2 separate regions of the Homo sapiens genome follow, and region 2 is linked to region 1. Evidence: chromatin contacts called from ENCODE Hi-C or POLR2A ChIA-PET data. All regions are on one chromosome and are shown on one strand. The core of a region is the stretch at or near the end of the contact, and the rest is flanking DNA. Distances in the headings are between cores, read along the strand shown.

Region 1 (5,086 bases), core at 1,877-4,376:
TAAACTGTGACCCACTCATGGGTCATGAAATCAATTATGAGTCAAGTACTGTAAAATAATAGTTTACTTTAAAATGAAATGTAATAGAGGGCTGGGTGCAGTGGTCCATGTCTGTAGTCCCAGCTACGTGGGAGGGTGAGGCAGGAGGATGGCTGGAACCCAGGAGTTTTAACCCAAGGCAACATAGTGAGACCCCCGTCTCTTTAAAAAACAGAAAGAAAGGGGAAAAATCAGGTATGTGAGAGAGGACCAGGATTTTTTTTTTTTCCTTTTTATGATCAGAGACTACATAATAAAGAAATAGAGTGTACATCTTCGGATGCCTCTTGACCGAAAGACGTAGTCATTCATATGGGATATGAGTTAAAGGAATGTTCTTGTCACTAAATGTGCTCAAATTTCCCTTCACCCGAAGAGCAAGTAGCCAGTGTCTGTACTAAGTTAGACCTGAGGGAAGGAATGATTATTTTATTTTATTTTATTTTATTTTATTTGAGACGGAGTCTCATTCTGTTGCCGAGGTTGGAGTGCAGTGGTGTGATCTTGGCTCACTGCAACCTCCACCTCCCAGGTTCAAACGATTCTCCTGCCTCAGCCTCCTGAGTAGCTGGGATTGCAGGCACCTACCACCACACCTGGCTAAGTTGTGTATGTTTAGCAGAGATGGAGTTTCACCATGTTGTCCAGGCTGGTCTTGAACTCCTGATCTCAAGTGATCCTCTCACCTTGGCCTCCCAAAGTGCTGGGATTACAGGTGTGAACCACCGTGCCTGGCCAAGACTGCATTTTTAAGTTGCAAGTAATATGGTGAAAAATTAGTGTGTACCAACTTTTGTCATGTTGGTTGTGCTTGATATGGTTTGGATCTGTGTCCCCACCCAAATCTCATGCCCAATTGTAATCTCCAGTGTTGGATGTGGGGCTGGTAGGAGGTGATTGGATCATGGGGGCGGTTTCTCATGAATGGTTTAGCACAATCCCCTCAGTGCTGTCCTCGTGATAGTCAGTGAATTTTCATGAGAGCTGGTTGTTCAAAAGCATGCAGTGCCTCCCCTCCTTCTTGCTCCTGCTCCCGCCACGTGAGGTATGTGCGGCCCCTTCACCTTCTGCCATGATTATAATTTTACTGAAGCCTCCAGAGAAGCCGAGCGGATACCAGCATCATGCTTCCTGTACAGCCTGCAGAACTGTGAGCCAATTAAACCTCTTTCCTTTATAAATTACCCAGTCTCAGGTATTTATAGCAATGAGAGAATGGACTCATACAGTGCTTTTTAAAGGGATATGCAGGTATCTAATTCTACATATCTGGAGGAAATGTCCCCCTCACCTCCCCGACACACACCCCTGTATGTGTTGCAAAGCGTAATGACTACTTGGTATTTCTATTTTCTTTTTAAACAGCAAAAATTAAAAAGAAAATTAGCCGGACACGGTGGCACGCGCCTATAGTCCCAGCTACTCAGGAGCCTGAGGCGGGAGGATTGCCTGGGAGGTGGAGGCTGCAGTGAGCTGTGATCACATCACTGCACTCCAGCCTGAGTGACAGAGTGAGAGAGCCTGTCTCAACAAAAAAGTTTAAGAGAAAAATGGTAATGGTTGACTATTTTCCTGCTGAGAAGTGGGCCTGGGTGATAGCGAAACCCAGTCTCAAAAAAAAAAAAAATTTAGAAGAAAAATGGTAATGGTTAATGATTTTTCTGCTGAGAAGTGGGCAATTACGCAAACTTTACCTCTAGGGAATGGTTTGCATGTTAAGATTGGAACCAGAGCAGGGGAAGGGGTTATGGTCCTAAATCCTACCAAACTCAGCAGTTCCTGTCGCTGTGTTCCTAAAGATCTGTGGATGACAGTAATGCTTGACAACAGTGACATATGCTGACACGCTATACTAGCAGTTTGAAAACTGGCCAGAGGACTCCTGAGGGTCCATGAAACCTTTTCAGGGAGTCTACAGGTGGAAACTTTTTGTGCCAACACTAAGGCGTCATTTGCTTTTTACCCACCATTGCTTTTCCCCATCAATGTCAGCACCGTGGCAAATTCTGGTGCCTTAATTCACATCAACAAGGCAGTGGCAAACTGTGACAACCTCCTACTCCAGGGGAGAAGGCCAGTGTCACTTAAGAAGGTCTTTGATAATGCCATACATTTATTCATTTTGTCAAATCTCAGCTCTTGAGTATGTGTCTTTTTAATATTCTGTGTGATGAAATGAGAGGTGCACATATAACTTTTCCGTTGCAAATTATGATGATGTTCTTGAGGAAAACATGTGCAATTGAGCTGCTTTTAAAACCCTGAAAAATTGTAGTTATTTGGACCTGGGTATTTGGTAGACAGTTTTTTTTCAAAATGAATAAACTGAGCCTGTCACTGCAAGGAAAACAACTGACATATTTGTTGTCAATGATAAAGTTTGAGTTTTCAAGCAAAAATTAGAATTTTGGAAACCTTGTGTCTGCCACGATGAGCTTGACAATTTCCCCATACTTAGAGATTTCTCTGGGGAGATTAGTGGTGTTATTAAGAAATGCTTTTTAGTTATTGTGTAACAAAATGTGTTCCTATTTGGAAGATCTGCATTAGTCAGTGAGCCAATATTTTCCAGATGACTAATGCATGGTATTATAAAATCATGCATGGGTGAAAGATCCATTCGAAATACAAGATAGGGCTGGGCACGGTGGCTCATGCCTGTAATCCCAGCACTTTGGGAGGCCAAGGTGGGCAGATCACTTGAGGTCAGCAGTTCGAGACCATCCTGGCCAACATAGTGAAACCCCGTCTCTACTAAAAATACAAAAATTAGCTGGGCTTGGTGGCGAGTGCCTGTAATCCCAGCTGTTCGAGAGGCTGAGGTAGGAGAATCTCTTGAACCCGGGAGGTGGAGGTTGCAGTGAGCTGAGATTGCGCCACTGCACTCCAGCCTAGGCAACAGGGCGAGACTCCACCTAAAAACAAACAAAAAACCAAAAATGCAAGATAGATGGACAGATTCTAACATAATAGACTCTAGGTAAGTAGGCTCCGAAAAGTTCAATGATATGGTGTCAGATTACACACTGCGGCTAACCTTCAAGAAACTACCACTTGTCCTCTGGGTTCATCCATGTTGTCACAGATGACATCAGGCTAAGTGAAATAAGCCAAGCACGGAAAGACAAGTACTGCATGAGCTCACTTGTAGATTATAAACAGTGAAACTCATAAAGGCAGCGAGTAGAATGGAGGTTCCAGAGACTGGGGCTGGGGTTGGATGGGGAAAGGCAGGAGGCTGGCCAAAGTGTACAAAGTTTCAGTTTCATGGGAGAAATAAGTTCTGATGTATCGCACAGCACTGTGACTACAGTTAATAATAAAGACTGCTAAGTGTAGATTTTAAGTGTTCTCACAAAGAAATGATAGGTATGTGAGGTGACAGATACGTTAATTAGCTCGGTTTAATCATTCTGTATTGTATACACATATCACAGCATCACAGTGTACCCCATAATTATATACGATTTTTATTTAGCAGTTAAATATTTAAAAAACCCCACCACTTGTCAAGAAGGCTATCCACAATTATCTGAAGAGGTAAACCAATACACTCCTCTCTTTTTTTCCAACCGCCTATCTGTCTGAGGCTCGATTTTCTTCATGTGCTTCAACCAAAACAACATATGGCAACAGACCGGGTGCTGAAGCAGATCTGAGAATTCCACCGAATTCTTCTAACCCAGACATGAAAAAGCTTTGCAGCAATGTAAAAGGAGTTCTTTTTCACAAAGATGGATTTATGCTAATATGTAATGAGTTTATTACTGATCTTTTCAGATAAATTAATATTTAAAAAGTTTTAATTTATAATATGGTAAATTCTTTTTCTTTTTTCTTTTCTTGTTTTGCTAATCTTCTCTGTATCATCCCAGTTTTAGTATATGTGCTGTCAAAGCAGGCACACAATATGGTAAATATTAGTAGATGGAACCCAATATCCAAAAAAGCCCATTGGGTCTCTTTTTTCTTTTTGAGATGGGGTCACCCAGGCTAGAGTACAATGGCATGATCGGGCTCACTGCAACCTCTTCACCCCCAGGCTCAAGTGGTCCTTCTCATGAGTGGCTGGGACTACAGATGTGAGCCACCACACCTGGCTAATTTTTCTGTAGTGATGGGGTTTCACCACGTTGTCCAGGCTGGGCTTGAACTCCTGGGCTCAAGCGATCTGCCCGCCTCAGCCTCCCAGAGTGTCAGGATTACAGATGGAAGCCACCACACCCGGCTTGTTTGGGTCTCAATAATTATGAGTACACAGGGGTCCTGAGACCAACTGATTTGATAACTACTGAACTGCCGTACAGCAAGACCTCAAGCTCAGAAATAACTCAGGCGCTAATGAAAGTTAAAGGAAATATCCCTTTCCTCCTTTTCTCTGAACTTAATGCCCTAGAATTGTGTGAGGTATCAACAGAAAAAACTTTAATCATCATAGCAGAGCCTAGTACAGCTATAATCCAAATTTCTACTACCTTCTATAAACCAAGAGGTCCTGTTCCCTTTATCTCAACCACATCATTAGTAGTGTTTTCAGTGTGAAAAAATTATCATTAAATTTGCTTGTTAAAAAAAAATACGTTAGCTTTTTGCCTAAATACCACATACATATTTTAAAGTGCAAGGGGTTTTAGACTATTCTAGTGCTGATTAATATAGCTTCAGTCCCCTTTAGATCGAAAACAGGAAAAAATTTGTCCTTATGAGTACTGGATAATTAACAAAATGTACATAATTTAGTTATTCTCACCCACCGATACGACAACCTGGATAACCTCAGGCTACTAGAATCCAAATCATGGGTTGGAAATGCAACAGAGAAGCAAACAGGAATGGGTTGAAAATTCTTTTTTAACATGTTACAGACTTGGGGCTGGGTGCAGTGGCTCATGCCTCTAATTCCAGCACTTTGTGAGTCTGAGGCGGGCCGATCACCTGAGGTTAGGGGTTTGAGATCAGCCTGGCCAGCATGGTGAAACCAAGTCTCTACTAGAAATACAAAAATTAGCCAAGCATGGTGACGGATGCCTGTAATCCCAGCTACTTG
Region 2 (5,757 bases), core at 1,751-4,250, 100 kb after region 1:
CCAGGCTAATTTTTATTTATTTATTTATTTACTTATTTTTAGTAGAGACGGGGTTTCACCGTGTTAGCCAGGATGGTCTCGATCTCCTGACCTCGTGATCTGCCTGCCTCAGCCTCCCAAAGTGCTGGGATTACAGGTTTAGTAAGCCACCACGCCCGGCCCAAAGATGCCATATTTTTTTTACAGCTACATGGTACTCTGCTATGTAGCTGTAACTTCTTTATTTCATTGAACTACTCTATTTATTATTTATTTATTTATTTATTTTTTTGAGACAGGTTCTCGCTTTGTCGCCCAGACTGGAGTGCAGTGCAATCACAGCGCACTGCAGCCGTGAACTCCTGGGCTCAAGTGATCATCCTGCCTCAGACTCCCAAGTACCTGGGACGACAGGCACATGTCTCCATGCCCAGCTATTTTTGTTTGTTTGTTTGTTTGTTTGTTTGTTTGGTAGAGACAGGGTCTCGCTACGGTCTTGAACTCCTGAGCTCAAGCAATCCTCCTGCCTCAGACTCCCAAAGTGCTGGGATTACATGTGTAAGCCACCTCACCTGGCCAACTACTCTCTTCTATGTGGGTGTTTAGGTTGTCTCTAATACATCTGCTGAGAAGGCCTAGAAGCAATGACACCCCAGGAGTGACATGCACACGTAAACACTATTTGCCACTAAAAGTGACAAGGGCTCTTTAGAGCAATGGCTAATTCCAGGGCTGGGGTGAGGAATGTACAAGATCAGCCAGAAAGCCAGGAAGTGCCCACAGCATGATGGGGACAGGGTGGGGATATGATGGGGAAAGTCAAAGGACACAGTGATCCGCCTGGAGAGGCTCCTGCTGGCCACGTCTAGGACAATTTGAGCATCAAAAACTTGATAATGAAGACATGGAATCAACCTAAATGCCCATCAATGACAGACCAGATAAAGAAAATGTAGTACATATGTGCTGCGGAATATTACACAGCCATAAAAAAGAAAGAGATCACGTCTTTTGAGGGAACATGGATGGAGCTGGAGGCGATCATCCTTAGCAAACTAACACAGGAACAGAAAACCAAGTGCTGCATGTTCTCACTTATGAGTGGGGGCTAAATAATAAGAACTTACGAACACAAAGAAAGAAACGACAAACACTGGGGGCTACTTAAGAGGCAGAGGGTGGGAGGAGGGAGAGGAACGGAAAAGATAACTATTGGGTACTGAGCCTAATACATGATGAAATACGTGGGTGATGAAATAATATGTACAACAGACCCCCATGACACATCTTTATCTATGTAACAAACATTCACATGGACCCCCAAACCTAAAATAAAAATTTTTTAAAATATTTGATAATGAGAAATAACATGGCACTGAATAGGATACAAATCCATGAGTCCATAGATACATACACACACAGGGAGAGAAGAAAAACCTGTTCTTTAAAGTAGCATTCCAACCAGTCAATGTAGAATTCATGATAAATTTAGAAAATCGCCTTTTGGTAATTACTATAGTAACAATTCAGGCAAGAAATACATATCAATCCTAAAACTAGCAAGTGAAAGTTTGATGAGAAAGAAGACATTTACACAATCCCAAAGTAGGTCCCCCTGAAGCCCTGACTGGTGACAAGGGGGAAAGTAAGCCCTTTATTAAAGTAGAGAACTTTATGGTGGCAGACGCCCCCTTCACCAAGTGACCGGCGTCCACTTCACCGGAAAGGTGTCGCGGCCGCATCGGGTGACCCTGCTGGGATGCAGAAGCCCAGGGCAGCCCACGGATGGGTGGGTGCCCACCTGAGGGCGGAGGCTGGCTCTGATGGTGAGGAAATGTCGAAGGGCAGGTGACACAAGAACTGGCCGTTGTCCTCCTGAAAAGTGCTCAGGTCGTGACAGATGAGACAGGACTGAGGAGCTGTTCCAGATGAAGAGACTGAAGAGAAAGGACAACGAAACAAAACGCGTGGCTGGAGGTCTCCTCTTCCAAGAAATGACGCCCCTGAGACAAGGCACAAAATGTGAATGAAGCCTGCAGCTTAGCTGATAGCATGATATTTGTGCTGATTTCCTGATTTTGACAATTATACTGTGGTTAGGAGAATGACCCTGTTTTTATGAAACATCCACTGAAATATTTAGGGGTAAAGGGATATGATGTCTGCAAATTCCTCTCAGGGGTTCAGAATTCATATAAACACACAGTGAGAGATCGTGAGAAATGAGATATGGGCAGATCTGGTGAAATGCTAACATCGGGCAATCTGGGTGAAAAGGATATGAGAACTCTTTGTATTATTTTTGTGACTTTATGTTTGAAATTGTCAAAATAAAATGTTATTTATTATTTAATAATTGTTTTTTTAGAGACAGAGTCTCACCATGTTGCTCAGGCTGGTCTCGAACTCCTGGGCTCAAGTGATCCACTACCTTGGCCTCCCAAAGTGCTGGAATTACAAGCGTGAGCCACCTCGCCCAGCCCTAAAGTGTTATTTTAAAAAAGGAATTAAGAAATACAGGCTGAGCAGTGGCTTGTGCCTATGATCCCAGCACTTTGGGAGGTCAAGGCAGGAGGATCGCTTAAGCCCAGGTGTTTGAGACCAGCCTGGGCAACATGGCAAAACCCCATCTCTACAAAATATTTAAAAATTAGCCGGGCATGATGGTGCACACCTGTAGTCGCAGCTACTCAGGAGGTTGGGGTAGGAGAATCGCTTGAGTTGCAGTGAACTGTGATCGCACCACTGCACTCCAGCCTGAGAGGCAGAGCAAGACCGCATCTCGAAAAAAAGAAAAAGAGCTACAGTGGGCCTGTGTGTTAAGTAAGAGCATGTGTTAGTGCTGCCTTTTACTGTCTCCGAAGGTGGGAGCATCACCAAAGCAGGCCCTGAGAGAACTAGAGGACTCTAACTCGCTGAGGGCAAGGAGATTCTTCCGGGAATTTTTCGTTGGCTTCTCCCAAATAATAACAGCCTGGACACAGGATGTGCAGGCCAGCCCTGGCTGGGGACGTCTTCCAGGCTGGCGCCAGAGGGCGCTGTCCCCAGGGACCACACGGGATGCCAGGCCACATAACTCTGCAATGTGTTGGCTGAACTTTTCAGGAAACTTGGATGCCGCACATACTTTTCCTTTCTTTGTGGGCAGGCAAGATGAGTCACGTTTTTCTGGAGTCTGCTCAGCCCCAGTATTCAGACCTCATCAGCTGCCCTGGTCCGGAAGGCTCCAGCTGTGGCCAGTGAGCGGGGGGCCCAGGGTGCCCGCGTTGGCTGGGCCAGCACTGGGGCTTAGGGGCAGACTTGGGCAAGCCAGAGTCAATCTTTTTTGTCGGGTACAGGGTAAAGCTCACAGTAATTCTGGATCATGGCAACATCTGGGGACAGACCCAGGGCCCTTTGTACAACTCACAGGGCACAGCCCTGAGGGAGGCTGGGCTTTGGCTTCATATAGTCCCTGTTCTCCCGCCCACCCAACCCCCTCCGCCGCACCTGACTCCCCACCACCTCTCCAGGCCCTAACTTCGAGTACCTCACTCTCCAGCACTTCGAGCTGCACCTCACTCCCCAGCACTTCTCCAGGCCCTACCTTCGCGGTCCCCTCAGTTCCCCTGCCTCCCTTCCTTCCGAAGGCCACTGTGGTATTGGAAAGTTGGAGCAGCGACCTGAAGGAAGGGACCCCACCTGTGTCTATCTGCAGGAAGGGTCGCTGCAGGCTCTCTGAGAGGCAGGCTCTGGGATGGAAATGAGCATGTTGGATGTACATCAGGGAGTGCTCTTGGGCCTGACAAAGGGGCGATGGAGACCCCGTGAAGCCCCGACAGAGAGTTCTGAAGCCCGGATGCCCCTTCAGAGCTGTCCTGAGCGGGGGTCGGGGGCTGGTCCTTTATGTACATCGGCCGGTTATTGGGCGTAGGCCGGCTCTGGGAGGGGCTGAAGGCTGGCGAGGTGGTGCTCCTTAGCTGAGGGCCATCTGTCTGTCACACCCACAGCTGGGAGTGAGTTCCTCATTCTTGAAGGAATCGGGAATCTGGGAGGCACGGCACAGCACAGCCTCAAGGGTGTTCTGGCTCCAGGGTGTTTTCTAGCAGAGGGCCTAGGGGACATGCTCAGCATCTCAGGGTGTTTCAGGCAGAGGGCCTAGGGGACATGAGCCTGAGCAGAGGAAGACAGGGGGTGGGTGTGCACAAGACACAGTCAGAGCCAGCCCAGGGTGACCTCAGAGGACCTCAGAGGCCATGTGTGGTGGGGCTTGGAGTTTTCATTTAAATGTGCTGGGGCGGCGTCAAGGGGTTGAACAGGGGATGACATGATGGGATTTATGTTTTAAAAACAGGAGTTGGCAAATTACTACCCAATGGCCCAATCCTGCTGGCCACCTGCTTTTATAAATACTTATTGGAACACAGCTGCACCATTAGTTTATACTTTGTCTATGGCTTCGTAGTTGCAAAAGAGACCACGTGGCCTTCGAAGTCTAAGACATTTACCATCTGGCTTTTTACAGGAAACATTTGTCAACTGCTGTTTGAAGAGACTCCTCTCCTTGCTGGGCAGAGTCATTTCCAAGGCAGCAAGGGGACTCTCACGGGGGCCACGGCCCCTCACGAGCCTTCCCAGTTTCACCCCGGTGCCTAAAGCAACTCACTTTAGCAGTTGCTCGTGTTCTTTGGTATTAATGATATAAATCACCTGTGCACACCATGAGGTTCCTCCAGGAGGCTGCGGGGCCCTCCCAGGTGGAAGTGGAGAAAAGTCCTCAGTGTCTCTACCTGTGCGCAAACACAAATACTTCCACTGCCCTCTCCCGCCTCCTCTCCCATCCCCCATTGGTCTCCTCCTCTTCTCAGGCCTCTCCCCCTGGACCACCAGTGATGCCGGCAGCCACAGGTCCCTCTGCCCCCAAAGCAGGTCTCGCCTCTGCACCATCGGTACAGTCCCACAGGCCCCTGTGGCCTCCCTGAAAGTGAGGAGTAAAATGACTCACGTACAGGTCATGTGAGCAATGCCCCAGGAACACACACCACACACGTGACTGCAACGAAGGAAGTGTGGGTTCCTTTTAACGTAGGAGCCACCAGAGCTTCCCCAGGAACCTCTCTGCCTCTGAGGCACCAAAGGTTTCCTGTCCTTGCAATGCTGGGAGGGACCCTAGATGGATTTGTGGGTGCATCTCGGGCACCCCGCTCAGCACATGGCTCAGGCACACGCAACGACTCAGTGGTGCCTCCAGGCGAGCGGGTACCTGCGCTGCTCTCATGCTCAATCCTCACCCCTACTCTGCCTGGATGCAGGGGCTGACCTCTGACCCCTGCTGCCATGTGTCCAGGCTCCCGCTGGGCAGGAGACAGGGAGACACCTTGGGCAACATCTGACCATAGCTACAGCCCCTTTGGCTCCCGTTCCTGCCAGACAGACCAACTGCAGCTCCTGGTTCCAGCCCCGCCAGGGCTCCCAGCGCCGCCCTCTTCCCTTCTCCCACCTGGGGTGGGAAAGGATTTTCCTTACTCATCGGTGGGTCGCTTCCCAAACTCTAGTCTGGCGTCTCAGCTCTTTCCTCACCTTTATAACCACGCAGCCACATAATCAGAACTGTGACGTCCGTGTATTAAACTCCATCTGCTTTTAGTACGGAGAGTAACCCTCTTCCAGGTAGGACCCGGGCTGACAGCTGAGCTAGGGCCATCTGCAGGAGACGATTCAGACGGGGTCAGCGCTGCGATTCGGGGGAGTAACCAGCGGTGAGCTTCAGGCCTAAATGCTGGAGTCCTAAAATTACTC

Evidence for each region. A loop is a pair of places that touch in the nucleus more often than their neighbours do. ChIA-PET counts read pairs that join two places held with the same protein, here RNA polymerase II (POLR2A). Pooled maps may share reads with other maps.
Region 2: a pooled map shows a loop between it and region 1 (2.1-fold over the local background). The contact joins two enhancer-like sites. A Hi-C loop is called at or near these places in 1 of 168 maps with a recorded cell type or tissue (CD14-positive monocyte) and 2 of 50 pooled maps. POLR2A ChIA-PET finds 5 or more read pairs at or near these places in 4 of 52 experiments (AG04450, MCF 10A, PC-9 and 1 more).

Annotation. Positions count from the first base shown.
Region 1 is chr7:151,648,650-151,653,735 of GRCh38, forward strand. The region is part of intron 4 of PRKAG2 (protein kinase AMP-activated non-catalytic subunit gamma 2); the gene reads right to left. Among named protein-coding and RNA genes, the nearest start is that of RHEB, 130 kb to the left of the region's middle. Within about 2 kb of position 3,127, at least 9 of the 41 ENCODE cell types and tissues checked have a DNase peak (open chromatin) inside an H3K27ac peak, as active enhancers do.
Region 2 is chr7:151,751,256-151,757,012 of GRCh38, forward strand. The region is part of intron 3 of PRKAG2 (protein kinase AMP-activated non-catalytic subunit gamma 2); the gene reads right to left. Among named protein-coding and RNA genes, the nearest start is that of PRKAG2-AS2, 52 kb to the right of the region's middle. RefSeq lists enhancers at 1,288-2,071, 1,692-5,372, 3,638-4,419, 5,608-5,757. Within about 2 kb of position 3,001, at least 24 of the 41 ENCODE cell types and tissues checked have a DNase peak (open chromatin) inside an H3K27ac peak, as active enhancers do.